2 separate regions of the Homo sapiens genome follow, and region 2 is linked to region 1. A link is a loop called in an ENCODE intact Hi-C map of the cell type or tissue named here. Cell type or tissue: heart left ventricle. All regions are shown on one strand. Each heading gives the region's core, and the rest is flanking DNA. Links, peaks and the distances in the headings are about the cores only. Region 1 overlaps DUS2 (dihydrouridine synthase 2). Region 2 overlaps DPEP2 (dipeptidase 2).

Region 1 (14,780 bases), core at 4,560-7,059:
CTCCCTGCAGCCTGCTGCTCCAAGGACCCCCTGCTCTGTCTCTGTACATTTCATCAGGAGTCAGTCGGCAGCCTCAGTCCTGAGACAGGCATGCAGAGGGGAGGGTCTCAGGTGGCAGCAGAAGGAACAGGTCTGGGGTCTTGTGGAAAGCCCTGCCCTTTTCAAGCCACCCCTAAAACTTTTCACTCTAGGGAAGGCTGGGCCTGGCTACCACCCAGCCCTTAGCTCTGTGGGACACAGAGTACATGATGAAGACAGGAGGCTTACTTGGCTATGACAGGAATGGAGAGGGTATCAGCAATGGCTTTGATGACTTCACAGCTGACAGGATGCTGAGGTCGCTCCTCCCGCTTCCTTGGAGATAGAAAGATGGGGCTGAGGGCTAAGCACCAAAAGCCACGACACCACTCACACAGGGTTACCTCAGCCAAACCTTACTGTCCTCCCCACTGAACCTCAGGAAGGTCAGGTGGCCATATGGCAATCAAGGACAGGTGGCAGGAAATGGCTCTCCCTGCCCTCTGGAGAACTGTGAGGGGCAGGGGCAGCACAGATCCATGCTGAGACGGCAAGTCCAGCTCTTGGAGGCCTGCAGGGGAGGCCTGGCTGCAGGGGGGCATGGTGGGTGGCCTGGCTCCCAAGGTCATGTTGCTTTTCCCTAGCTTCCTTTTGCCTCTGCCAGAGATGAGGGACAGGGCCATAAGAGTGCTGCCCCTACTGTCCCAGTCCTGCCCTCTCCAAGGGACTGGGAACAGCTGCTGCTGCTCAGACTGGCCACTCCCACACAGCTGCCAATGCCAAAGCCAAGTTGCACAGCTGATCCTAGGGAGAGGCACCTGACACAGGGTAGGCCCCGCACCCAGGAAAGGCACGGACCATGGCTGCCACACCACGGCACAAGGGAGGCAGGACCACAACCTGGGGCCCCTCCTTCCAAAGTCAACTGCAAGTTCTTGTGCATGAGTTTTAGGGCTGCTGACGTGAGGCCTGACCTGAGCTGTGCTCAGCAACAAAGCAAGCAAGACGGTCGACCAGATAGCCCTTGTCCAGCTCTTGTCTGAGTATGTCCCCTCTGCTATACTCTTGTTCTTTTATTTTTGATATGGTGTTTCATTCTTGTTGCCCAGGCTGGAGTGCAATGGTGCAATCTCGGCTCACTGCAACCTCCACCTCCTGGGTTCAGGCAATTCTACCTCAGCCTCCCAGGTAGCTGGGATTACAGGCATGAGCTACCATGCCTAGCTAATTTTGTATTTTTTTTAGTAGAAACAGGGTTTTACCATGTTGGTCAGGCTGGTCTTGAACTCCTGACCTCATGTGATCCACCCGCCTCGGCCTCCTAAAGTGGTGGGATTCTAGGCGTTAGCCACCGCGCCCGGGCCCCTCTACTATACTCTTCAACAAAAGGGTCGAGGGCCCTGTCAACCTAGCCTCTACCTCTGTCTCCCTACATCTCCAATGGTCACTTTTAGCCCATCTCACCAGCTTTGATGGTCACAAAGGGCTTCTTCAAACTCACCCACATCTGTCTTCCGAGTGTTCCCAACTACGGGTAAAAAATAATAGCTTCCTTTATTAAGAGAATACTGGCTTGGCATGGTGGCTCACGCCTGTAATCCCTGCACTTTGGGAAGCCAAGGTGGGTGGATTATTTGAGGTTAGGAGTTTGAGACCAGCCTGGCCAACATGGTGAAACCCCATCTCTACTAAAAATACAAAAAAAAAAAAAAAAAAAGCCAGGCATGGTGGCAGGCACCTGTAATCCCAGCTACTCAGGAGGCTGAGGCAGGAGAATTGCTTGAACCCAGGAGGCGAAGGTTGCAGTGAGCCGAGATCATGCCACTGCACTCCAGCCTGGGCAACAGAGCAAGACTCCGTCTCAAAAAAAAAAAAAAAAAAAAAAGAGAGAGAAAGAATACTACATGCCAGGCACTGTGCCAAGGATTTATATTCACAATCTCATAAAAGCCCTGGGACAACCCTATAAAGTAGAAATTATCTTAATTTCTAAACAAGGAATGTTGTGCTCAGAAAGGTTAAGTGATTTCCCAAGGATATACAGCTAACAAGCAGCAGAGCCGGGATCTCAAACCAGGGAGTCTGAATCCAAAGCCTGCTGCCTTGGGAAGGCGCATATGTGTACAAGTGTGTACTCCTCCCTCCTGGCTTCAACCCAAGCAACTCTGCTTTGCTCTGCTTTGTATGAAGGGAGTTCTGGGTTCCCTTCTCTGAAAATGTTGTAAGAGCACAATCAACAACTTGGGCTCTTCCTATAAGACCCCTAAGCCCAAAGGAACATCACTCAGAGAAGAGAGGTCCCTCTGGCCCAAGTCTACTGACCTGAGATGCTGTACAAAATCACATCCTGGACACAGGGAACAAGTGTGAATGGTAAGCCAAGGGTGGCCTTCAGAACCTCAGCTCTCAGCATAGAGTACATTAGCTACAGCTAGAAGGATTGTTTAGTCATTGTGACAGCTGGCAGTCCAACAAATGCAGACAAGAGAGGCAGAGCCTTTAAAAGAATAGGTTGGGTATGGTGGCTCAAGCCTGTAATCCCAGCACTTTGAGGGGCTGAGGCAGGAGGATCACTTAAGCCCAGGAGTTTGAGACCAGCCTGGGCAACATAAGGAGATCCCGTCACTACAAAAAAATAAAAAATTAGCCAGGTGTGGTGGCATGTGCCTGTAGTTTCAGCTACTCAGGAGGCTGAGGCAGGAGGATTACTTGAGCCCAGGAGTTTGAGGCTGCAGTGAGCTATGATTGTGCCACTTCACTCCAGCCTGGGTAACAGAGCAAGACTGTCTCAAAAAACAACAACAACAATGAAAAACACATAAACAAAGCAGTCTGTCTGGGATTATTCAAGGGAGAAGTCATTGCTCAATATAATAGAAAGAAAATGAGGCTGGGCCTGGTGGCTCATGCCTGTAATCCCAGTACTTTGGGAGGCCAAGGTGGGCAGATCACCTGAGATCAGGAGTTTGAAACCAGCCTGGCCAACGTGGTGAAACCCTGTCTCTACTAAAAATATAAAAATTAGCTGGGCATGGTGGAGCGCACCTGTAATCTCAGCTACTCGGGAGGCTGAGGCAGGAGAATCACTTGAACCCGGGAGATGGAGATTGCAGTGAGCCAAGACTGCGCTACTGCACTCCAGCCTGGGTGACAGAATGACAAAGAGGAGGAGAGGAGAGGAGGGGAGAGGAGAGGGGAGGGGGGAGGGGAGGAGATGGGAAGGGAGAGGGGAGGAGATGGGAGGGGAGAGGGGAGGAGATGGGAGGGGAGAGGGGAGGAGATGGGAGGGGAGGGGGGAGAGGGGAGGAGATGGGAGAGGGAGGGGAGAAGGGAGGGGGAGGGGAGGGGAGGAAGGAAAGAAGGAAGGAAGGAGGGAAGGAAGGAGGGAGGGAGGGAAGGAAGGAAGGGAGGGAGGGAGGGAAGGAAGGAAGGGAGGGAGGGAGGGAGGGAAGGAAATAAATGAGATTTTTCTCATGAGGGTCAGAATTCCACCACGTACTGGCTGCATGGTATGATTTTGAGCAAATTACTCAATCTCTAGCATTTACACATCCTGATAGTAGAGGTGTTTCTCCTTTCTTAGTCTCTCTGTGTCTCTAAACCTCAGTACCTACCCTCAATAGGCACTCCATGAATGAAAGAAAGGCAAATGCAAAAGCCCATTCAGGGTCTGCCTGCCCTCCAGACTCATAAGATATCAAAGAGCTAGGCAGAGGTAGGCTGAATATGTAGAAGAGAAATTGGCTGTCACTTGGGGTGACAGATCAATTAAGGAAGGATCACTAAGATGGGTTAGGACCTCCCTGCCAGTCACTAGAAAGGTGACCACTCACCTCCCATGAACTGCGATGGCAGCAATGCCAGTCCTCTCTATCCGCTTCACAAGGCTCAGGGTATCTTCTAGCTGAGGAGGAGGACCACACAGGATGGTTACTGAAGCTCCAGAAGGAGCAGCTGCTGCCTCCTAAAGTAGGCTCAGCTCTACTCTCTCCTCCAAGCCTAATTTAGCACCTCAAGAATCGTTCACAAACCTAAATCCAACATCACCAGAGAGAATGGACCTTCATATGTAACACACCATCCTTACCGATGGCAGGATGCGAATCTTGCAGGTCACAGGTCTGCGTGTCCCTTTAACAAGAGTGCTGAGGATCTGCAGAAAGGAAAACACAAGAGCACCTATGTCTTCTGGAACAAACCATCACTCTGCCTGTACTAATTAACTCCGCTACAGGCTGTGCATTCCGGTGGCATGAACAGTTTGCATATGTGTGAATGCATGTGTGTGTCTGTTACACACATACACACATAAGCTCCATGAGGCAAGGGACCTGCCTTTGTTCTATACTGGAGCCCCAGCACCTGCCTGGCACCTAGTGGTATACACATATTTGTCAAATATACTGAATGAGTGAGTGAATGGGTACGCGTGTACACCTGTGTGCAGCTCACTGAGCCTTTGCCAGGACAAATACCAGAATTATCTGGAGAACTGAAGAAATACACACTCTTGAATTCCACACTATTATTTCCTGAGTCAGTCTCTAGGGGAAGGGCTTAGGAATGTGTGTTTTCAAAAGGCTCTGCCCAACACACTCCAGCCCGTCCTCAGAATCATTCTGAGGCCTAGCCTTGGTTAAGAACACACGGCTAAAAAAAAAAAAAAAGTAAGAAAAAAAGAACACATAGCTAACTGGGTGTGGTGGTTTATGCCTGTAATCCCAACACTTTGAGAGGCTGAGGTGGGAAGATTGCTTGAAGCCAGGAGTTTGAGACCAGCCTGGGCAACACAGCAAGACCCTGTTTCCTTTTTGTTTGTTTGTTTGTTTGTTTTGTTTTGAGACAGGGTCTGGCTCTGTTTCCCAGGCTAGAGTGCAGTGGCACAATCTTGGCTCACTGTAACCTCTGCCTCCCTAGCTCAAGCCATCCTCCCACTTCAGCCTCCAGAGTAGCTGGGACCACCATGTTGGCCAGGCTGGTCTCGAACTCCTGAGCTCAAGCAATCCACCTGTTTTATCCTCCCAAAGTCCTGGGATGACAGGCTTGAGCCACTGCACCTAGCCCATCCCTGTTTCTATTAAAAAAAAAAAAAGCGGGGGGGCAGACAGCTTCTTTCCTGGGTGAAGGGAATGTTCCCTAAGTGTTGTTCCAGGACTTACAGGGTGAGGGAACAGGAAGGCTCTTAAGGGGGGCCTGCATTCCTCTTTAGGGCAGTCAGACATACATGAGTGAAACTGGCAAAGGAAAAGACAACATACTCATAAGATAAGCACATATTTAAAAGTGCTTATCACATAGCAATTGCAAAAGATTTCAAAGAAAGATCAAGAAGTCACGCAGGAAAGTGACAGGGAGGTAGCAAGACCAGACCACACAAGAATCAGAGATAGAGAGGTGTAGATGACACTGCATGTCTGTGTCATTGCTATCTTCTTCCCTCATCAGAAATTTCAGGCCAGGCAAGCTGGAGGAAAGATGATCCCAAGAACCCTCTTCCAAGAACTGGATCTCTGCCTAGCAGAGCAGGGGGATATCTAGGTGGCTGCTGCCAGTCTTGATTCTAGACAGGCGGGGGCAGCAGAGAGCCAGGTTGCAAAAACCAGTAGTGGAGGCCTATCAGGGACAGGATGAAGCAGGCCATTCCAGAAGACATCAGATCAAGAGGCTGGACTGACAGACAGTTCATGAGCAAGACAGGACCTGCTGGCCCAAATGCCAGGGACTGGCAGGAAGGAACAGTCTCTAGGTGCTGCTCCAGGAGGCAGACTTGGCCTGAGGTCTTAGGGTCACCCTGGCAGGCCTTAAAGAGGCACTTACATTTTAAGGGCGGGACTGACAGGTTCATCAAGAAATACAATAAAAATTCTCATTCTAGTCCCATCCTTCATGCTCAGAGCAACATCTCTAAAAGGTTCCATTACAAGTGCTCACTTAGAATCCTCTGACATTTGGTGATTTAAGCAACACCAGCTGGTCTGATCCAATTCTCTGTCTTGTAGAACTTCCTTTTGCTATTTTATCCAAGTAGCTCTCAGTACTTTCTTCAGTATTTCTGTGTGTTTCATGTGTGTGTTAAGGACTAGGAAGGAAATTAGGTAACCAAAAACCCTAGGCACTTGCAAGGGTCACACTGAGGGGAAATGGCAACTAGAGATTGTCTTCTGGCCAGGCTCTAGCATGACACTCTCCTGGACACCAACTCTCCAGATCCAAGTCTTTGGGGAGAAAGAATGAGAGACAAGTCCATATTTGAGCAGAGGAACAGCACATCTACCTACAAGCAGGCTTGCCTCAATAGACCCACTGGCCAACTGAAGAAAAGCAGTCTCCTTCACTCCCCTGGTTTCTGGGAGGCAGCAGATGAGGATAGGAAAGCATAGGCCTGGAAAGCACTGAGACCTGAGTTCATGTCCTGGCCCTGCCAATTGTCAGCCATGGCCCAAGTACAGTGTACACAAGGGGGATGCCCTGCGCACACCTGTAATCCCAGCACTTTTGGAGGCCAGATCACCTGAGGTTAGGTGTTCAAGGCCAGCCTGAACAACATGGTGAAACCCCGTACCTACTAAAAATACAAAAATTAGCCGGGTGTTGTGGTGCATGCCTGTAATCTCAGCTATTCAGAGGCTGAGGCAGGAGAATCACTTGAACCCAGGAGGTGGATGTTGCAGTGAGCTGAGATCGCACCACTGCACTCCAGCCTGGGCAGCAGAGCAAGACTCCCTCTCAAAATAAATAAATAAATATTTAAAAAAATAAAATAAAACTGAGGTTCTTAATCCAGGGAGCATATATCAGAGTTACCTGGTAGAAGCTTTCTCAAAGAGATTGATATCCCACTCTCCACCCCTACTCACCCCAAGGGTCTGCAGAATTCTCAACAGATAGCATCCTTTATTTCTAACTGGGGTAAAATATATATAACATGAAATTTGCCATCTTAAACATTTTTAAGTGTATAATTCAGTGGCATTAATTACATTCACAATGTTGTACAACCACCAATGTTATGTATTTCCAAAGTTTTTCATAACCCCAAACAAGAATCTTGAGAAAATTTCTAGAGGTGGTCTTGAGATACTCCCACAGATGGAACCACGGGCCTAAAACGCCAAGCCTGGAAGGACCCGCAAAGCTCTCACCCAGGTCACCCAGCTTGCCAACACAGTCTGGACCCGAATTGAATCCAGCCCCTACACCTAAGCCACATCTGGCTTTGTTGTGGAAGCCTGCAACCTCCCTACCATGGGGCAAACCCCATCTATCAGTCCAACCTGGCCCATCTGAGTACCCAACCAGAGAAGTAGTGAAATGAACTAAGCTTCTGAGGTTGAGTGTATCTCTGCTGCCTCATGGATGAAATCTGCCTTATTCAAAGAGGGGCAGTAGAGAGGACAGAGCCAACAGCCTGGGTCTGAGAAGAGAGGAGGCTGGAGGATAACAAAAATGCCTGTGTGCTCATGTTGTGAACCACATCCTCCCTGCTGGGGCCCCCTCTCCTAGGTGTGGAAACCAATTTGACATCCAAGATGTCTACTTCCACTCCACCCTGCACACAAGTGTCTTAACTGGAGATTTCCAAGTTGAGGTGCCTATTGACCTGACACTTATAAACTATACCCAGGCACCTTGAACCTGAGATGCTACTGGAGAGGGTGCTGACACTAGGAGTCAGAAGAGACTATAGTTCACAAGCTGGCTCTGCCTGCCACTTATTTACTATATGATCTTTTTTTTTTTTTTTTTTTTTTGAGACGGAGTCTTGCTCTGTCGCCCAGGCTGGAGTGCAGTGGCACGATCTCTGCTCACTGCAACCTCTGCCTCCCGGGTTTATGCCATTCTCCTGCCTCAGCCTCCTGAGTAGCTGGGACCACAGGCACCCGCCACCACGCCCAGCTAATTTTTTGTATTTTTAGTAGAGACTGGGTTTCACCGTGTTAGCCAGAATGGTCTCGATCTCCTGACCTTGTGATCTGCCCGCCTCAGCCTCCCAAAGTGCTGGGATTACAGGCATGAGCCACCACGCCCGGCCTACTATATGATCTTAAGCAAATTATTTTCTCTCTCTGTGCTTTAGTCTATTGTCCTTGATCAAATGGAGATAACTGCCAATCCTATCTACTTCAAGGGGTTTCAGGATCAAATGAAAGGCACATTATGGCTGGGCACAGTGGCTCACATCTGTAATCCCAGCACTTTGGGAGGCCAAGATGGGCAGATCACCTGAGGTCAGGAGTTCAAGACCAGCGTGGCCAACATGACAAAACCCCATCTCTACTAAAAATACAAAAATTAGCCAGGCGTCGTCGTGGGCGCCTGTAATCCCAGCTACTCAGGAGGTTGAGGCAGAAGAATTGCTTGAAACCTGGAGGCAGAGGTTGCAGTGAGCTGAGATTGTGCCACTGCACTCCAGCCTGGGTGACAGAGCAAGACTCTGTCTCAAAAAAAAGAAAGGCACATTATACAGGTGCACTATAGATAGAGTATCTCTGGCTGCACATGGGAAAAACGAGAAGGCATGTAGCCAGCAAGCACAGTGGTCTTCCTATGTCCCAGAGACAGTGGGGCTGGAGGAACATGCAGGGTTGGGCTGCTGGCACAGCAACCATGCAGCTCTCATTGGCAATGATGGCAGCTCTCATTGGTGATGCCTAAGTCCCAAGTCGCTCTAGCCTCTGGGAAGCAGGATGAGGCTTAAAGCCCAGACAGGGAAGTAGCGATAGAGAATGAAAAGGAAAACAAAGGAGCTAAAAGGAAAGAGCTGGCAGACTGGGAGAGGAACACAAACCTGTCCCCAGGGCCTCATTAAGCTAGCCTACAGAATCACCAAAGAAAGGGGAACAGAGAGAGACTAACTTCAGCTTGCCTCCTCTGACCCTGGCCCGGGCTTCTCTCCAAGGGCTGGGGTAGACTCTTTCAGGACATAGGGGACCCACTGCTCCTCTCATCAAGCCCCCTGGGAGAGGCCAATCCACCCACACACATACAAACACATATGGCCACTGAGCCCGTCCTCACCACAGGTGGGCTGGCCTCTGCTCTCAAGACCTTCCCAGAAGGGAGACAGGAAATACAGAGGAGGTTCTCTGTGAGTCCTCAGGACCCCTGGCTCTTCATTGACATGTCTCTTGCTCTGGGCTTTTTAGGAACATCAAGGCTGCTGTAGGCTGGCTCGGGGGTTCCCAAACTTAGCTGCATGTCAAAATCACTGGAAAATTTTTTGGAAATCGCTAGGCCTCAGGGAGAGAAACTGGGTGGACATCAGTAAATCTGGTATTGGTGGAAGGAGGCGTTCTAGACAATTCTAGTTTGGAGCTGTGTTTGAGGACCCCTGCTTTCACTCGTGGAGGACTTACCTTCTCAATCTTGTCAGGGTCTGACAGCAGGGCAGCTCCCATTCCTCCCTAAGGAGAAACACACAAAAGGTCTTCTTACATCTGGGAGACACTATGGCCCTCTCCATGGGATGGGGTCTGGCAACTGAGCGTCACCCCGGCACTCACTTCCAAGGGACCAAGGCCCACTGGCAACCGGCACTTCTTTTAAACAAGTAGGAGGGCAGCAGTATCTGTGCCCATAACATCTGGGACTGAAGTGTGATAATTTTTTTTCTTTTTTTTTTGAGACAGATTCTCGCTCTGTCACCCAGGCTGGAGTGCAGTGGCGCAATCTCGGCTCACTGCAACCTCCACCTCCCCAGTTCAAGTGATTCTCCTTCCTCTGCATCCTGAGTAGCCAGGATTGCAGGCATGCACAACCACACCTAGCTAATTTTTTAATATATTTTTAGTAGAGACAGGGTTTCACCATGTTGGCCAGGCTGGCCAGACCAGAGTGATGACTTTTAAAATGTATAGGCTGGGCGTGGTGGCTCACGCCTGTAATTCCAGCACTTTGGGAAGCTGAGTCAGGTGGATTACCTGAGGTCAGGAGTTCGAGACCAGCCTGGCTAACATGGTGAAATCCAGTCTCTACCAAAAATACAAAAATTAGCCGAGCATGGAGGTGTGTGCCTGTAGTCCCAGCTATTCAGGAGGCTGAGGCAGAAGAATTGCTTGAACCCAGGAGGTGGAGGTTGCAGTGAGCCGAGATTGCACCACTGTACCCTAGCCTGGTTGACAGGGCAAGACTCCATCTCAAACAAACAAACAAACAAAAAAGTCATCATTCTGATCCCCTTGGTAAATCCCACAAATCTATCTAGAGTGGGCTATATAAAACTTATTTTTCAAGACTGCCCACTCCCTAACCCAGGTCTCAGTGTCTTAATAAACTAAATCCCACCATCTCCCAAGCCCTTAAAAAACAATGAATCATCCTTCATTTGAAATAAGATCAAATGTGCCTTCTTCCTATCATACTCAATGCTTGCATAGGCATCAACACCACCAGCAAAGCTACTAAGGTGCACACAACTTACAAACCTTGTCTAGGCCCTTCTCTTCTGCCAGCAACAATGTCCCAGCCCAGACCCATGCCCAACTCTAACCAAAGCCCCAGGAAATGGAAACTACCAACCCACACAACCACTTGAATCTTGATAATAGTAATGGTGGTTGCTTTTTATTGTGAGTTACTGGTGATTTTCCTGCTCTTTTCTGTACTTGTCTATATTTTCCAACTTCTAGACAATGGTATTAATTACTTTAATAATGGAGGAGGGGGATCTTTAAAAATCTGAATCCATTAAGAGTGAGATGAAGGCAAAAAAAACAATTCCAATAAATATATGCTGCCAGTATAAAGATTACATACTAATGAATGCTCACAGAATGTGCTCAGAAGGTGTAAGTTCAGTTATTACACTTTAATTTCATGTTTAAGGATGATAAATTGGAATCAGAGAGAACATTAAACCACCACAGACTCGGCCAGGCTGAGCCTGGATTTTAAAGAAGAATGGGTAGACTGGAAAATCCACCAAGCCTGGACTACATTGGTCATAAAAGAAACCTTGAAGGCCTTGAGGAAGCCCCAGCACTCCCCCTGGCTCCATCTGTCCTTCCACTCACACGTATCCAGCCCTTCCTTATAGAATCACAGGATCTAAAATTCAGTTTCACTGCCCCTTCCACAATAATAGCTTTCTCAACAATGGAATTTCCTTCCTTCCTTCGTTTCTATTAAACTTACTTGCTTTTTTGAATAGGTAAAACATTCAAAATTTGAGAGATTCAAATGGGTAACGAGTAAGAAGTCTCCCTGCCTAAGGAATGGGAAATGTTTCAATCTATACTTTTTTTTTTCTTTTGTTTCTCATATAGGGTCTCACTCTGTGGCCCAGGGTGGACTGCAGTGGCGTGATCTTGGCTCACTGCGACCTCTGCCTCTGGGGTTCATGCAATTCTCCTGCCTCAGCCTCCCAAGTAGCTGGGACTACAGGTGTCTGCCACCATACCTGGCTAATTTTTATATTTTTTGGTAGACATGCGGTTTCATTCTTTTGGCCAGACTGGTCTTGAACTCCTGACCTCAGGTGATCTGCCCGCCTCAGCCTCCCAAAGTGCTGGGATTACAGGCATCGGCCACCAAGCCCAGCCTCAATCTATGCTTTTTATCTGGCTTCAATTTTTGAACCATGAGAACACAGCAGATATTCAGCTAGTATGTACATGTGTGGCATATTGATTGGTGTCTCTTCTGACTGATCAGTGCCAGTGCTGTGCCAGTTAATTATTTTCAGTAGCACCCCTGTAATGGGAATTTACTACCTATGCATAACCAGATAAAAACTTAAGTTTCCTTCCCCAGAGGAAATCAATGTTACTAGTTTCTTCTGTGTCTCTCCAAAAATCTTCCCTGAATAAACAAATAAATATATATAATCATTCCCTATCCTCCTTATATAAATGGTATATACCACCTTACCCTGCCTCCAGATCATTTTAACTCTGCTCCTCACATAATTTAGGAACACAAAGAAGTAATCAGAAAACAGCAAAACCACCGGGCACAGTGGCTCACACCTGTAATCCCTGCACTTTGGGAGGCCGAGGCAGGTGGATCACGAGGTCAGGCGTTCAAGACCAGCCTGGCTAACATGGCAAAACCCCGTCTCTACTAAAAATACAAAAAAAATTAGTTGGGTGTGGTGGCGGGCACCTGTAGTCCCAGCTACTCAGGAGGCTGAGGCAGGAGAATCGCTTGAACCCAGGAGACGGAGGTTGCAGTCAGCCGAGATTGCACTGCTACACTCCAGCCTGCACGACAAGAGTGAGACTCCATCTCAAAAAAAAAAAAAAGCCCAAAGATACCTAAAGTCCAAGTCCAGCTGATCTTTTACCAACCAAGGTTTTCGATCCTGCAGTCTGCTTCTTCTTCATCATCTCCCACTCGACAAACCTCTGGTCAAATCGGGCTACTCAGGCCTCCCTGTGTCTACCTCATATTCATCCCCAGGCCCCTGCTTATACCACACCCTCTGCTTACAGGGTCCTAAATCTCAGCCCAAGGACAATATTTCCCTATCAAATTCCAAGTTTAAAGGCTGCCTTTCCACTCCCTTCTCTGGGCTACCATAGTCTGATCTCTTCTGATACGACAATGGGAACATTTACACTGCATCCACTTTTTTTTTTTTTTTTTTTTTGAGACAGATTTTCGCTCTTGTCACCCAGGCTGCAGTGCAGTGGCATGATCTTGCTCACTGCAACCTCCGTCTCCCAGGTTCAAGCGATTCTCCTGCCTTAGCCTCCCAAGTAGCTGGGATTACAGGCACACACCACCACGCCCAGCTAATTGCTTGTAATTTTAGTAGAGACAAGGTTTCACCATGTTGGTTAGGCTGGTCTCAAACTCCTGACCTCAGGTGATCTGACCACCTCAGCCTCCCAAAGTGCTGGGATTACAGGCATGAGCCACCAGGCCTGGCCTTTTTTTTTTAAACTTTTGAAAATTTTTATAGAGACAGGGTTTCACTCTGTTGCCCAGACTCATCTCAATCTCCTGGGATCAAGTGATCCTCCTGCATCAGCCTCCCAAATTGCTAGGATTACATGTGTGGGCCACCACTCCCGGCCTCCTCTCTTTTTTTTAAATGTATGTCTCAGTTGTTTTCCCTTTTTTTTTTTTATAATCCTCCTCTGGGCTTTCTGGGATATGTGTCTCAGTCTTATTCATGAAAAGACACAGCCCTGTCCCCTCTATTTTTCTCTGTACCTTTGCATTGTTTTATTACTTGGGCATGAGTTCTCTCTCTCTCTCTCTTTCTCTCTCTCTCTCTATATATATATATGTATCTATACACATACACAATTATATACATTTATATATGTAATATATATTTATTATATATTTATTTTATATACTACATATATTATATATTTATATATTTATTATATATTTATATATGTAATATATAATATATGTAATCTATAATTATATATTATATATTTATAACATATATATTACATATATATATAAATATATATTACATATATTTATATGTATTATATAATTATATATTATATATTTATATATTTATTGTATATATTTATATGTGTAATATATAATTATAGATTACATATAATTACATATATGTGTATTATTATATTATATAGAATAAATATATATGTAATATAATATACCTATATATTATATAACATATAAATAATATATAACATTATATAATATATAACATTATATATAATATATAATAAAATATATATAATCTATGTATGAATCTATATATGTATGTGTGTGTGATATATGAGTGTGTGTGTATATGTATAAACCACTTGAGGGTAAATTACATATATCATAGCCCCTTACTCCTAAATATTTCAGTGTGTATTCTCTAAGAACAGGGATATTCTGTTACATAACCACAGAAGTTATCTTCATAAGTTTACATTGATACAGTATATTTAGCTAATATACTATGGTCCCTATTCTAATGTTGTCAGTTCATCTAACGATATCTTTTTGAGCATTTTCCCCATCTAGTACAGAATCCAGTCCAGAGTTAGGTACTATACTTAGTTATGTCTTGTCAGCCTCTTAATCTGCATCCTATGTTTATGAGGAGTATAAAGAAACCAGTTTACCTTGGTGGAATATTGTTTTGGACAGCCCATGTTGACATCAATACCAGCCACATCATTTTCTCTGGAAAAGGATGAAGGAGTAAAGGTAATAAGTATTGAATTAGAGCAAAGAAGGTGAAATTAAAGGCATGGATGGGCCTGTGCTCATGAACCTCTTACCCTGTCCCTGACTCTATGAAACACACCAACCCCCAATGACAGAAGCTGAAAAATGGGAAAGAAACCCATCCTTAAAACGTGCACCTGCCTCATCTAAGCAGAAATCCAGAGAAAAGACATAATGTGTGCACACATCTATAAAGGGCTAGATGAAGAGGGCTTTGCTACTTTGGAGTTGTATCAGATAACTCAGATGGGCACACTGAACTCGGCTGAAATAGTAAAAGCCATTTGTCAATGCAGAAAAGTGACATGAGCCTAAGAGCCCTTTGCCAGACGACAGCTTCTGGTGGAAGTTCTAGCACTGCCTTTGTTGGCTGGGCTGCACAGATGGTTTAATCCAAACAATTCTTAGATGTCAAAAGAATCCTCACTCCGTCCTCTGGTATGTATTAGGTTGGTGCAAAAGTAATTGCGGTTTTTGCCATTGAAAGTAATGGCAAAAACCGCAATTACTTTTGCACCAACCTAAATAGTAATACATAGTTAATAGTCCGTGATCAGCAGCAATAACTGCCTGAGTTCCCACTCACTCTTTGTAATTATAACGATAGCTAA
Region 2 (14,780 bases), core at 687-3,186, 71 kb after region 1:
GTTGGGGTACCCAAACCACCCAGATCTGGGACACGCCCTACTGTTCTCTGAAGCAGAGCCCAAGAGGACTCACCATCTGCAGTGGGCCTCCCTATAGAACCCTCCAGCAGGGCTGGGCACAGTGGCTCACATCTATACTCCCAGCACTTTGGGAGGCCAAGGTGAGATCATCACTTGAAGCCAGAAGTTTGAGACCAGCCTGGGCAAGAAGGCAAGACAGTCTTTAATTAAAAAAATAAATAAAAAATAAAAAAAAAGCCCAGGTGCGGTAGCTCACTCCAGTAATCCCAGCATTTTGGGAGGCTGAGGCAGGCAGATTGCTTGAGACCAGGAGTTCGAGACCAGCCTGGGCAACATGGCAAAACCCCATCTCTACTAAACAACAAAATTTAGCCGGGCGTGGTGGCGCATGCCTGTAGTCCCAGCTACTCGGGAAGTTAAGGCACAAGAATCGCTTGAACCCAGGAGGTGGAGATTGCAGTGAGCCAAGATTGTGCCACTACCCTCTAGCCTGGGCAACAAAGTGAGACTCTGTCTCAAAACAAACAAAAAAAGACCCCCTTCGGCAGCAGTAGACGTGACAGTTAACCCACCTCGAGCACTCGGCCATCGATCTGCCTTCCTCCTGGACAGCAGACACTGGGCAACATCAAGTGTGCAGTCCCTAAAATACATCAAAGCTGGGATCACTTCCCCTCCTGGGTAGCTTGGGACCTCCAGTCCCTTTGGAAGAGTTGGTTCATTTTCTTTTTAGGAGGCCTTCTTGAATCTCTAGTCGTCGTCAGGCTTAGGTCACACTACCCATGCACTGATCAGCCCTGCCACGTGGGGGAGGCTCCAAAAAATGAAGCGGTTCCAGGGGTGCCAAGGTTCAGAGCAGAGTCTTGAGAGCCTGAGGGGCAGGAGGAGGCAAAGGTCTCTGAGGACGAAGGGGTTTGGCCACAGTCCCGGAAGATCTCAGGTCGTGGGGCTTCTGTGAGCGGGCACATCCCCTGTGCCTGTGTGATTGTGAGCTTGTGTGCTTGTGTGGTTGGGGGTCCTTCCTGGAGGAGGCATCTAGGTTGAGGGCCCCAGGCCGGGAATGGGGTGGGGCCTGTCGTCAAGGAAGGGACTCAGCCCTGGAGGTTTCTGTGAGAGCTCAAGCCACAGGAGCCACAAGATAAGAGGAGTGTGGCTGCAGAACCCAGGTGGCAGGGCTTTCCTCAGGCCCCTTACTCCTGACCTGGACGAGGCCGGGGCTTCCTCAAGGAGGTAGGAGGTATCCTGGCCAGCAGATCAGCCAGAAGCTCTAGGAGGAAGGTGCTGCGGCCGGGGACTCTGCTGCCCTAGACAAGACTTCATTTCCTTCCATGCAGATGGCTGTGTGGGTTCCTGCTCTGTTGAGTGAATGTTCCCTGGCAGTGGCCAGATGCTTGCTGCGCTCTCATCCCTCCACTGGGGTCCTGGGGAGGTGTGGCAGCTCCTTAGGAAGGAGCTCTTTCCTAAGGCTGATTGGAGAATGTGCGGTCGGGGCGGGGGGCGGAGGAGTGCTCCTGACAGGTCCTAGTAGCTGGGAGATTCCCCAGAGTATAGGCTTGAGGGCCTAAGTTACGGGAGAGAGAAGGTCAGGGCCAGGGGGCCCCTTCCTGAATCCAGTCCACAGGGTTAACCCCTCATTTCCAGAGCCTATCTTCTCCCCCACACCCACCCACACAACCCAGCACCAGGAAATCCAGAGCCCAGAGCACTGTGGTCACAGGGACACATGTGGCCCTGGGTGTGGCCGGGACACGTTGCAGGCGGTTGGGGACATGACGTGGTCTGCAGATCTCCCAGGGCAGGGCAGAGGGCCACTGTTTGGGGGAAGCACCCCAGGCCCTCTCTCTTAGAGAGAGAGCCTAGGGGCAGCAGAGGAGCCACCTGGGTCGGCCCCCTGGGGACAGTGGGAGGAGTAAAAGGGAGGGTGGAGGGCCCTAAGACAGGCCGCGAGTGGGCGCCCAGGACAGGGATCCGCCCAGCCGGCGGGAGCGCCCTTGGGGATGACGGCGGGAGGGCTGGGCGCCCCCTGGTGGCCGTACTGGGCGGTGCCGCCGCTCTCCGCACATCCTTCGCGGGGCCCTGTGACTTCGTTACCCTCCTCTTGAGGCCACGCCGCCAGGTGGCCTGAATCGAGGGTCGGGACTCCATCGTCGCGCTCTGCCCCTCGCCCGCCCCTCTCAGGCTCTCTGACTGCCACCCCTGCCTGCCTGCCCGGCCCTGCACAACATGCAGCCCTCCGGCCTCGAGGGTCCCGGCACGTTTGGTCGGTGGCCTCTGCTGAGTCTGCTGCTCCTGCTGCTGCTGCTCCAGCCTGTAACCTGTGCCTACACCACGCCAGGCCCCCCCAGAGCCCTCACCACGCTGGGCGCCCCCAGAGCCCACACCATGCCGGGCACCTACGCTCCCTCGACCACACTCAGTAGTCCCAGCACCCAGGGCCTGCAAGAGCAGGCACGGGCCCTGATGCGGGACTTCCCGCTCGTGGACGGGTGCGTAATTGCTGCAAGGGGGCGATGGGAGCTGAGCACACTCCTGGGCAAGGGAGGGTCCCAGAGTATGCAGGGCTGTGGAGGAGGCTCCCTCACACCACCCCTGGATGCCCTCTCTCCCGTCATGCATGGGTACCCTTTCCCCTCTGTCATCCCCTCTTGGGTGGGCACTCCTAGCCCGGGCCTCAGGGGATCTCAGTATAGTCATGTGACAATGAGGGATGGGGATCCCCAGATGTGTCCTTCCTGAACTGGAGGGCTAAGAGGCCCATCTGTCTGTTCTTCACCTGACCCTGGCTTGACATCCCTCCAGCCACAACGACCTGCCCCTGGTCCTAAGGCAGGTTTACCAGAAAGGGCTACAGGATGTTAACCTGCGCAATTTCAGCTACGGCCAGACCAGCCTGGACAGGCTTAGAGATGGCCTCGTGGGCGCCCAGGTACCACAGGGATACACGAGGTGCCACAGCATGGCTGCTGGGGGATGATGGGGAGAGTGGGGACCCCAGAGATCACAAGTTAGTCACATGAGAACTCAGTTACCATAGTGACCCAAAAAGTGTCATGATATGGATGCTGGGGGCTGCAGAGGCTACAGTGAGCCAGCTTGGTGGCCAGGAAGACCCTGTGGAAGAAGCAGTACATTACATGTGGCCTCCTGGCCCACTGGGTGCTCTGTCAGCTGTGGAGGCTGTGAGCAGTCCAGGGTCCTCCAAAGCAGCCCCCATCCAAGCCAAACCCTGGCCTTCCCCCCAGTTCTGGTCAGCCTATGTGCCATGCCAGACCCAGGACCGGGATGCCCTGCGCCTCACCCTGGAGCAGATTGACCTCATACGCCGCATGTGTGCCTCCTATTCTGAGCTGGAGCTTGTGACCTCGGCTAAAGGTAGGCAAGTTGATGGGAAGCGTTAGGAACTTGATTGAGCTACTCCAGCCCTGGAAAGTAATCACCTGACCTACCTGCCCCCAGCTCTGAACGACACTCAGAAATTGGCCTGCCTCATCGGTGTAGAGGGTGGCCACTCGCTGGACAATAGCCTCTCCATCTTACGTACCTTCTACATGCTGGGAGTGCGCTACCTGACGCTCACCCACACCTGCAACACACCCTGGTGAGCCTAGTGCAGATGGTGTGGGACCGCTGAGGCAGGGGCAGAGATCTGCCTGAGGTCACTGTGGGCCCAGAACAAGCTTTACCCATGGGATGTGGCACTGACTCTGGAGTGGGGAGGGGAGCTGGGATTCTGGTTTTCAGAATACGACTTGACCCCTGGCCAGACGCGGTGGCTCATGCCTGTAATCCCAAAACTTTGGGAGGCTGAGGCGGACAGATAACTTAAGGCCAGGAGTTCGAGACCAGCCTGGCCAAGATGGTGAAACCCTATCTTGAAGAAAAACACAAAAATTAGCCAGGTGTGGTGGTGCGTGCCTATAATCCCAGATACTCAGGAGGCTGAGGCATGAGAATCTCTTGAACCCAGGAGGTGCAGGTTTCAGTGAGCTGAGATGGCACGACAGCACCACTGCACTCCTGCCTGGGTGACAGAGCGAGACTCTATTGCCAAAAAAAAAAAAAAAAGAAAAGGAAAAAAAAGACTGGACCCAGCAGGGCCCTCCTGCTGCCAGGCATGGCCCATTTGCAGGGCCCATTTTGGATCCCTGTTTTTGTTTCAGGGGGGTGCAGGGATGGAGGGTGGGTAGGGCCTCTAGACTCTTGAGGCCGAGGAACAGCTACCAGTCAGACTGCTTCCTGGCCACCCTGCAGGGCAGAGAGCTCCGCTAAGGGCGTCCACTCCTTCTACAACAACATCAGCGGGCTGACTGACTTTGGTGAGGTGAGGACCCTGGTTCACACTCCACCCCAAACAAATGTGCACACCCCAGCTGTTTCTTACAAATAAATGTATACACATGTGCACCCCTGATACCCTTCTCCCAACATGTCCCTGCAGAAGGTGGTGGCAGAAATGAACCGCCTGGGCATGATGGTAGACTTATCCCATGTCTCAGATGCTGTGGCACGGCGGGCCCTGGAAGTGTCACAGGCACCTGTGATCTTCTCCCACTCGGCTGCCCGGGGTGTGTGCAACAGTGCTCGGAATGTTCCTGATGACATCCTGCAGCTTCTGGTGAGAAACTGCCCAGCCCAGGAACCTAAAGCAAGAGGTTCAAACCAGGAGCCCTTCGGCCAGGCATGGTGGCTCACACCTGTAATCCCAGCACTTTGGGAGGCTGAGGTGGGCTGATCACTTGAGGTCAGGAGTTCAAGACCAGCCTGGCCAACATGGGGAAACCCCGTCTCTACTAAAAATACAAAAATTAGCCGGGTGTGATGGCATATTCCTGTAATCCCAGCTACTTGGGAGGCTGAGGCAGGAGAATCTCTGGAACCTGGGAGGCGGAGGTTGCAGTGAGCCAAGATCACGCCACAGCACTCCAGCCTGGGTGACAGAGTAGGACCCTGCCATGGAAAACAAAAACAAAAAACAGGAGCCCTCAAACCTGAGGCCCTGCTCCCTCCACTTCTTCCAACTTCAGGCTGAACATCTTTTGCCCCACAACCCCACAGTCCACATCCAGGAGTCGGGGGTTCTAGATGGTAAATATGTATATTCCTCTACTCCTCAAAGCAAGTGCCAAGACACCTATGCCAGACCAGGGCCTAGACTCCTCCCTTCATACAAAACCAGAGAGGTGAAGTTTCTGCTGACTCCTGAAGTCAGAGCTGAACACCCTCTCCAGGGATCCAGAGGGTGGCAGGGCAGGAATGCAGTTTGCTGAGGGGCCAGGCTAAGTGTCCACTTGCCCGCCCCTGCAGAAGAAGAACGGTGGCGTCGTGATGGTGTCTTTGTCCATGGGAGTAATACAGTGCAACCCATCAGCCAATGTGTCCACTGTGGCAGGTAACTCCCTCTCCCGGGCTCTCTGAACAGTTCTGATTTGCACCTGAAGACTTGGGAGGGCCCCAGGACTGTCCCAGTGGTTTCACTGAAAAAAATGCAGTGATGGACAGTACACAGCACATTGGTCACATGGAGCTGCAGCCACAGAGTCAGTGCTGCGGTCCTGATGGGTATAAGGGAGGAAGCCACACATAGAACCTGAGTGCTAACTATCTGCGCCTCTGCAGGGGATCCCCAAAGCACCCTTCCTCGGCCTCTGGCCAAGAGACTAGAAGGGGAAGGCCCCTTAGGTCTCTGGGGTCTTTGTCAGTTGTACTCTTTGTCCCTCCGTCATCTCCCACAACCATAGAAAAGAGTTCCTACCAGGTTCTCAAAGAGACTAGAGGCAGGTTTAATCCTAGGTGGGAAATGGCCCAGACAAGTGGCTCTGTGGATCCACTCCAAACCTGAAATCCAGGCCAGAACCAGCTGAATCCATTCAGGTCAAACCTCAGGGTTCTCAGGTTGCCAAGCTATGTGGCAGGCCATAAAGGAATTAGCCTGCCTGGCCCACAGGCTGCAAGAAGGAGACTCAGTGCCATCCAGCCCCAGTGGCACCCCTGCCCTGGAAGCCCTACGCAGCTGACTGTCCACCTTCCCCCTCCCCAGATCACTTCGACCACATCAAGGCTGTCATTGGATCCAAGTTCATCGGGATTGGTGGAGATTATGATGGGGCCGGCAAGTGAGTGCCTTCCCTGTGGCTTGTCTTGGGCTAGCTGTACAGCAGTGGGGCCTTCACGGTCACCATAGCCATCACGTCCTTTAGGCCTTGACCACACTCCCGGGATCAGTTCTCTGGGCTCTCCTGTTTGTCTTCATCCCAGTGACCCCACTCTAGGACATTATACTTGGCCAAACCACCAGACAGAGCTCATCTGCCCAGCACTGCACGTACCCCCAAGCCCAGGAGACTCACTCTCCCTGAGCAGACCATCAGCAAGGTCTGGTGTGAGCCCTGTGCACAGTGGCTGTGTTTGCAACCACTGTTTTCTGAAGAAGCTCTTCCTCTCCTTCTCCTTCTCCTTTTCTTCCTCGTCCTCCTTCTTCTTTGTCTCCTCCTCCTCCTTCTTTCTTCCTTTTCTTCTTCTTCTTCTTCTCAGGGTCTTGCTCTGTTGGCCAGACTGGGGTGCAGTGGCGCAATCTTGGCTCACTGCAGCCTTGACTTTCTGGGCTCAAGCAATCCTGCCATCTCAGCCTGCAAGTAGCTGGGGCTACAGGCATGTGTCATCATGCCCAGATAATTTTATTTTTGGCAGAGATGGGGTCTCGTGTTGCCCAGGCTGGTCTTGAACTCCTGGACTCAAGTGATTCTCCTGCCTTGGCCTCCTAAAGTGTGGGATTACAGGCCTAAGCCACCTCACTGGGCCTTTTCTTCTTTTTTTCTTTTCTTTTTTTTTTTTTTGAGACAGAGGCTCACTCTGTTGCCCAGCCTGGAGTGCAGTGGCACAATCTCGGCTCACTGCAACCTCTGCTTCCTGAGTTCCAGCGATTCTCCTGCCTCAGCTTCCCAAGTAGCTGGGATTACAGGTGTGCGCCATGATGCCCAGCTAATTTATTTTTCCTTTCTTTCTTTCTTTCTTTCCTTTCTTTCCTTTCTTTCTTTCTTTCTTTTTTGTCTTTTTAGTAGAGATTGGGTTTCACCATGTTGGCCAGGCTGGTCTCAAACTCCTGACCTCAAGTGATCCGCCCACCTTGGCCTCCCAAAGTGCTGGGATTACAGGTGTGAGCCACCATACCTGGCCATTTTCTTCTTTTTAACTCTGGTTGGTAGGGGGGATCATTTGCATTCAGTAAAAGGCATAGATCTTAATAGTATGATTCAATAAGTTTTGATAAATATTCAAGGAGGTTTTGAGGCCTCCTTCTGAAGGATAAAGAGCAGAGGAGAATTACCTACTCTCTCCAAGTCTCCACTTCCCATACCTGACCAGGGCTGGGGTTTCATAGACCCTGGACTGTGGTTCTGAGTCATGATCAGGGAATCAGGTCTGAAACCCACTAGCTGGTGGCCACACAGATTCCCTCAGGGGCTGGAAGACGTGTCCACATACCCGGTCCTGATAGAGGAGTTGCTGAGTCGTGGCTGGAGTGAGGAAGAGCTTCAGGGTGTCCTTCGTGGAAACCTGCTGCGGGTCTTCAGACAAGTGGAAAAGGTACTCTGGGCTGGGCAAGAGAGTAGCCGAGGGGTCTGAGCAAGTGTATCAAGGAGAGCTGTGGAAGCTGAGCACCGACTGCCACCTCTAGGTACAGGAAGAAAACAAATGGCAAAGCCCCTTGGAGGACAAGTTCCCGGATGAGCAGCTGAGCAGTTCCTGCCACTCCGACCTCTCACGTCTGCGTCAGAGACAGAGTCTGACTTCAGGCCAGGAACTCACTGAGATTCCCATACACTGGACAGCCAAGTTACCAGCCAAGTGGTCAGTCTCAGAGTCCTCCCCCCACATGGCCCCAGTCCTTGCAGTTGTGGCCACCTTCCCAGTCCTTATTCTGTGGCTCTGATGACCCAGTTAGTCCTGCCAGATGTCACTGTAGCAAGCCACAGACACCCCACAAAGTTCCCCTGTTGTGCAGGCACAAATATTTCCTGAAATAAATGTTTTGGACATAGAAACAGACCTGAGTTTCCTTCTCTGCAATGGGGACTGGTGGCATCGTCTCCCAGTGCTGGTGGTTGGTGGGGGATCCTTCATTTCAGCCACCAGTTGTTTAAGGAAAGACTGTTGACAGGAGCCCGAGGTGACCCAGGTGATTGGGCTCAGCACTGGATGAAAACAGTGGTGGATCCGGTGGCAGGAGGTGGACCCTATTCCGTGTTCCCTCTGAGTAGCTCATCTCTTTTTATTTATTTATTTATTTATTTATTTATTTATTTATTTACTTTTGAGGCAGAGTCTCACTTTGTCACCCAGGCTGGAGTACAGTGGCGCAATCATAGCTCACTGCAGCTTTGAACTCTTGGGCTCAAATGAAGCTTCTGCTTCAGCCTCTCAAGTAGCTGGGACTATAGGCGTGCACCACCACACTCAGCTAATTTATTTTTATTTTAGCTTTCTGGATTTTTTTTTTCTTCGAGACAGAGTCTTGGTCTGTCACCCAGGCTGGAGTGCAGTGGCACAATCTCGGCTCACTGCAAGCTCTGCCTCCCGGGTTCAAGCAATTCTCCTGTCTCAGCCTCCCGAGCAGCTGGGACTAGAGGCGCCCGCCACCATGCCCAGCTAATTTTTGTATTTTTAGTAGAGATGGGGTTTCACCTTGTTGGTAAGGCTGCTCTCGAACTCCTGACCTCAGGTGATTCACCAGCCTCGGCCTCCCAAAGTGCTGGGGGATTATAGGTGTGAGCCACCGGGCCTGGCTTTTTGTTTTTTGAGATGGAGTCTTGCTCCGTCGCCCAGGCGGGAATGCAGTGGCGTGATCTCGGCTCACTGCAACCTCAGCCTCCCGATTTCAAGCGATTCTCCAGCCTCAGCGTCCTGAACAGCTGGGACTACAGGCATGCACCACCATGCCCAGCTGATTTTTCTTTTTTCAGTAGAGAAGGAGTTTCACCATATTGGCCAGGCTGGTCTCGAACTCCTGACCTTGTGATCCACCTGCCTCGGGCTCCCAAAGTGTTGGGATTACAAGCTAGAGCCACTGCATCCGGCCAGCTTTCTTTTTTTCATTACTTCACTTAGAAGGAGGATTTTTAAATTTTTTTATAGAGACAGGGATCTCCCTATGTTGCCCAGGCTGGTCTCGAACTCCTGGACTAAAGCAATCCTCCCACCTTGGCCTCCCAAAGTGCTAGGATTACAGGAGTAAGCCACTGTGCCCAGATGGAGTAGGGTAACTTTGATTTACCTAGCCAACCATAAGCAAACATTTTAAACTGTGCTTATGTATTATTTTGATAACATTTAAAAAATTAATTGTAACTTCATGCCCTGTCCTTTTCACATGTCTAATGTAGGAAATAGGGAGTCCTCTGAACCTCTTCCAGTTCTGGGGGCTGCCCATTAAAATAATACTTTTTTTATTTTTCCTGAGACAGGGTCTCTGTCACCGCTGGAGTGCAGTGGCACAATCATGCCTCACTGCAGCCTCAACCCCCTGGGCTCAAGTGATCCTCCCCACTCTGTTTCCTGAGTAGCTGGGACCATAGGCGCGCACCACCATGTCCAGCTAATTTTTGTATTTTTTGTAGATACGAGGTTTCACCATGTTGCCCAGGCTGGTCTCAAACTGCCAGACTCAAGTGATCCACCCACCTTGCCCTCCCAAAGTGCTGGGATTACAGGCGTGTGCCACTATGCCCAGCAAAACAATTTAAAATAATAGGCTGAGAGCGGTGGTTCACACCTGTAATCCCAGCACTTTGGGAGGCCGAGGCGGGCGGATCACAAGGTCAGAAGATCGAGACCATCCTGGCTAGCACGGTGAAACCCCATCTCTACTAAAGACGCAAAACATTAGCCGGCTGTGGTGTCACGCGCCTGTGGTCCCAGCTACTTGGGAGACTGAGGCAGGAAAATCACTTGAACCCAGGAAGCAAAGGTTGCAGTGAGCCGAGATCACGCCACTGCACTCCAGCCTGGGTGACAGAGTAGCACACAAAACAAAAAAAAAACACAAAACAAAACAAACCCAAAAACAACAAAACAAAACTAAGCTAAAATAATAATGATAATAATAATAATAATAATAATAATAATAATATAGGAAACAGGTGCACATGCAATGCTTCTGCACTTTTCTTAAACTATTAGCAAAGTTGCCATTCTTCATGTTGTTCCAAGTCACTTAAATAAAGACCTTCTGGGCAGGCCGGGGAGATTTATGGGAGACCAAAATAAACATGACCTTTCTCTGCCCTTCCTGAGAGAACCAAAGCTAGAAGCAGCTGGGTCACACTTGGCCATTAACCCCCAGGCATGAGGAGGAGCAGACAGCAACCAACAAGGGGAAGTGGTCGCCAGAGGCCAAGGCCCTTCTTGAGGTGCCCAGAAGGGGATGCCCACTTATCAGGGAGCCCAGGTGGAAAAACAAGAGACAGACACAGACGCAGAGGGAAGATAATTTAGATTCGGTCTGTGTCATTGGCCTTTCTCAGCAGCAACTGGCCCAGGAAGTTCAGATGCTACCCAGATTCAGGGTTTTTTTTGTTTTGTTTTGAGACGGAATTTCCTCTTGTTGCCCAGGCTGGAGTGCAGTGGCGCGATCTCAGCTCACTAGAACCTCTGCCTCCCAGGTTCAAGTGATTCTCCTGCCTCAGCCTCCCGAGTAGCTGGGATTACAGGCACCTGCCACCAGGACCAGCTAATTTTTTTTGTATTTTTAGTACAGACGGGGTTTCACTATGTTGGCCAGGCTGCTCTCGAACTCCTGACCTCGGGCGATCCACCCAACTTGGCCTCCCAAAGTGCTGGGAATACAGGCGTGAGCCACCATCCCCAGCGTTGTTTTTTTTTTTTTTTTGACAGGGTCTCACTCCCATTGCCCAGGCTGGAGTGCAGTGACACGATCTCAGCTCACTGCAGCCTCAACTTCCTGGCCTCAAGTGATTCTCCTACCTCAGCCTCTGGAGTAGCTGGGACCTCCGGTGCGCACCACCACGCCTGGCTAATACTTTGTATTTTTAGTAAAGACAGGATTTCACCATGTTGCCTAGGCTGGTCTCAAACTCCTGGACTCAAGCAATCTGCTTGCCTTGGCTTCCCAAAGTGCTGGGATTACAGACATGAGCCACTGCGCTGACCCAGATGCAGTTTTTGTTTGTTTTGAGACGGAGTCTTGCTCTGTTGCCCAGGCTGGAGTGCAATGCACTCGGCTCACTGCAACCTCCGCCTCCGAGGTTCAAGTGATTCTCCTGCCTCAGCCTCTTCAGTAGCTGGGATTACAGGCACACACCACCCTGCCCAGCTAATTTTTGTATTTTTAGTAGAGATGGGGTTTCACTGTGTTGGCCAAGCTTGTCTCAAACTCCTAGACTCAAGCAACCTGCCCGCCTCAGCCTCCCAAAGTGTTAGGATTATAGGGGTAAGCCACCGCATCCGGCCCCAGATGCAGTTTTGAGATCTATTTCCCCTGCACCAGGATTTTTTCAACAGGAAATGACGAGGAGCTGCTGGAAGCTAGCCTTGTATTGTCTTTAAGGAGGATTTCTGCCCCAGGTGAAATAACGTGTCAGACCAAGCCCCCTCATGCTCTCAGGACCAAGAGACCTAGTCTGATCTTGTCCCTCAACTCCATGCCTTAGAGAATCCACCTGTGCCTCCTCCACAACAGTTGTTGTAATGCCCAAACTAGACCTCTGCTGGGCTGTTAGCCAACCCTGGATCCCCTCTCCACTCCTCCATGCCCGATCCAGACCTTTGAAGCAAGGTTCAGCTACTGCTGTGGTGCCTCCCCCAACCCCCATGACCCTGATTAGCCCTCACCAGCACTACCCATGATTTCCCTTAGCCAGTATCACCATAATAAAGAAATGAGATGCAAACTGATCAGGGTGCAGGTAGATCTCTTCCCGAGAGGATAACTGCTAACTAACATTTGATGTGTAGACTCTTCTGGGGTCTTTTTGTGTCCGGAATTGGTGGGTTCTTGGTCTCACTGACTTCAAGAATGAAGCCACAGACCCTCGCGGTGAGTGTTACAGTTCTTAAAGGTGGCGTGTCCGGAATTTGTTCCTTCTGATGGTTGGATGTGTTCGGAGTTTCTTCCTTCTGGTGGGTTCGCGGTCTCGCAGGCTCAGAAGTGAAGCTGAAGACCTTCGTGGTGTCACAGGTCTCAAGGCGCCGAGTCCGGAGTTCTTCGTTCCTCTCCGTGGGTTCATGGCCTCGCTGGCTTCGGGAGTGAAGCTGCAGACCTTCGCAGTGAGTATTACAGCTCATACAGTATGGATCCAAAAACGGAATAGCAGCAACAGCCATTGCAAACAGCAAAAGAACAAACCTCCCACTGCCTGGAAGAGAACCCCAGCAAGTTGCTACTGAAAGAGCGGGCAGCCTGCTTTTATTGTCTTATCTGGCCCCACCCACATCCTGCTGATTGGTCCATTTTACAGAGAGCTGATTGGTCTGTTTTACAGAGAGCTGATGGGCCCGTTTTGACAGGGTGCTGACTGGTGCGTTTACAATCCCTGAGCTAGACACAAAAGTTCTCCACGTCCCCACTAGATTAGCTAGATACAGAGTGTCGATTGGTGCATTCACAACCCCGGAGCTAGACACAGGGTGCTGATTGGTGTGTTTACAAACCTTGAGCTACATACAGAGTGCTGATTGGTGTATTTACAATCCCTTAGCTAGACATAAAGATTCTCCAAGTCCCCACCAGACTCAGGAGCCCAGCTGGCTTCACCCAGTGGATGCTGCACCGGGGCCGCAGGTGGAGCTGCCTGCCAGTCCGGCGCCGTGTGCCCGCACTCCTCAGCCCTTGGGCAGTCGATGGGACTGGGCGCCGTGGAACAGGGGTTGGCGCTCGTCGGGGAGGCTTGGGCTGCACAGGAGCGCACGGCGGGGGTGGAGGCTCAGGCATGGAGGGCTGCAGGTCCCGAGCCCTGCCCGGCGGGGAGGCAGCTAAGGCCCAGCGAGAAGTCGAGCACAGCAGCTGCTGGCCCAGGTGCTAAGCTCCTCACTGCCCGGGCCGGCTGGCCGCTCCGAGTGCGGGGCTTGCCAAGCCCACGCCCACCCGGAACTCGAGCTGGCCCGCAAGCGCAGCCTGCAGCCACGGTTCCCGCCCACGCCTCTCTCTCCACACCTACCCGCAAGCTGAGGGAGCCGGCTCCAGCCTTGTCCAGCCCAGAAAGGGGCTCCCACAGTGCAGCGACGGGCTGAAGGGCTCCTCAAACGCGGCCAGAGTGGGCGCCAAGGCCGAGGAGGTGCCGAGAGGGAGCGAGGGCTGTGAGGGCTGCCAGCACGCTGTCACCTCTCATTTTTGTGTCTGTATACTAACATATATATAGAAAAAAATATTCGGCCCGGTGCGGTGGCTCACGCCTGTAATCCCGGAACTTTGGGAGGCCAAGGTGGGCGGATCACGAGGTCAGGAGATCAAGACCATCCTGGCTAACACGGTGAAACCCGGTCTCTACTAAAAATACAAAAAATTAGCTGGGCATGGTGGTGGGCGCCTGTAGTCCCAGCTACTCGGGAGGCTGAGGCAGGAGACTGGCATGAACCCGGGAGGCGGAGCTTGCAGTGAGCAGAGATGGAGCCACTGCACTCCAGCCTGGGTGGCACAGTGAGACTCCGTCTCAAAAAAAAAACCACGTCTCTAAAAAAGAAATAAGGCCGGACGTGGTGGCTCATGCCTGTAATCCTAGCACTTTGGGAGACCTAGGTGGGCAGATCGCTTGAGCTCAGGAGTTCAAGACCAGTCTGGGCAACATGGTAAAACCCTGTCTCTAAAAAAAAATGCAAATATACAAAAATTAGCTGGGCATGGTGGTGCATGCCTGTAGTCCCTCCCAGCTACTTAGGGAGCTGAAGCAGGAGGATCACTTTTACCTGGGAGGTCGAGGCTACAGTGAGCTGAGATGGTGCCACTGCACTCCAGTGAGACCCTGTCTCAAAAAAAAATTTGTTTTAATAAAATAAAAAATAACAATTAGCCATGCATGGTGGCACTGCACCTATAGTCTCAGCTACTTGGGAGGTGGAGGAAGGAGGATCGCTTGAGCTCAGAAGTTCAAGGCTGCAGCAAGCTATGATCAAGGCTGCAGCAAGCTATGATCACCCCACTGCAACTCCAGCCTGGGTGACAGATACTCTGTCTCTTGGAGAAGGAAAAAAAGCTAAAATAATGATCCCCAACAAAAATTGTTCTTAAATTTCATTTTCGGGGCCGGGCACGGTGGCTCACGCCTGTAATCCCAGCACTTTGGGAGGTCGAGGCAGGAGGATCACTTGAGGTCAGGAGTTCAAGGCCAGCCTGGCCAACATGGTAAAACCCCATCTCTACTGAAAATACAAAAATTAGCTGGGCATGGTGGCGGGCACCTGTAATCCCAGCTACTCGGGAGGCTGAGGCAGGAAAATGGCTTGAACCCGGGACGTGGAGGTTGCAGTGAGCCGAGACTGCATCATTGCACTCCAGCCTGGGCAACAAGACCCAAACTCCGTCTCAAAACTGAAATGAGATGAAATGAAATAATGAAATGAAATGAAATGAAATGAAATGAAATGAAATACCTATAGGGAATCTTTCTGTCCATCAAACCAGACAGACCGAATTAACTCTTCTGAGTCGCAGCTTAGAATATTTGACCTGCCTAGGAGCTGGGCACAAGCCGGCAGCTAACCGCCACGTGGGCCTGGGTAGGAGGTGAGATCAGGAAGATCCCTGGGCC

The links. Hi-C counts contacts between places; a loop is a spot of excess contacts. Peaks named below come from ENCODE experiments on the same cell type or tissue, not always from the same donor. Only the 100,000 strongest peaks of a DNase experiment are listed, where the experiment ranks them.
Region 2: a loop joins it to region 1, with 3 times the contacts of the local background. A loop is called at or near these places in 18 of 110 quality-filtered maps.

What each region holds. Positions count from the first base shown.
Region 1 is chr16:68,055,708-68,070,487 of GRCh38, reverse strand. DUS2 (dihydrouridine synthase 2) reads right to left here. Exons shown (of 17, transcript NM_017803.5): 7 at 14,064-14,124; 8 at 9,375-9,422; 9 at 4,106-4,171; 10 at 3,852-3,922; 11 at 268-354. Among named protein-coding and RNA genes, the nearest start is that of NFATC3, 22 kb to the left of the region's middle. RefSeq lists an enhancer at 8,936-8,985. In heart left ventricle, for the core only: a CTCF peak has its summit at 5,585; a DNase peak (open chromatin) is centred at 5,597; H3K27ac peaks cover 1,185 bases.
Region 2 is chr16:67,980,677-67,995,456 of GRCh38, reverse strand. It overlaps DPEP2 (dipeptidase 2), which reads left to right. Exons shown (of 11, transcript NM_022355.4): 2 at 2,200-2,507; 3 at 2,821-2,947; 4 at 3,264-3,393; 5 at 3,478-3,619; 6 at 4,273-4,342; 7 at 4,460-4,636; 8 at 5,326-5,410; 9 at 6,059-6,134; 10 at 7,470-7,605; 11 at 7,697-8,063. The coding sequence starts at 2,245. The coding sequence ends at 7,951. Among named protein-coding and RNA genes, the nearest start is that of DPEP3, 7.6 kb to the right of the region's middle. RefSeq lists silencers at 1,882-2,141, 10,237-10,531, 10,654-10,753 and enhancers at 2,802-2,871, 5,261-5,320, 5,361-5,410. In heart left ventricle, for the core only: CTCF peaks have their summits at 1,839 and 2,050 (motif pointing left); DNase peaks (open chromatin) are centred at 1,986 and 2,574; H3K4me3 peaks cover 688 bases; H3K27ac peaks cover 867 bases.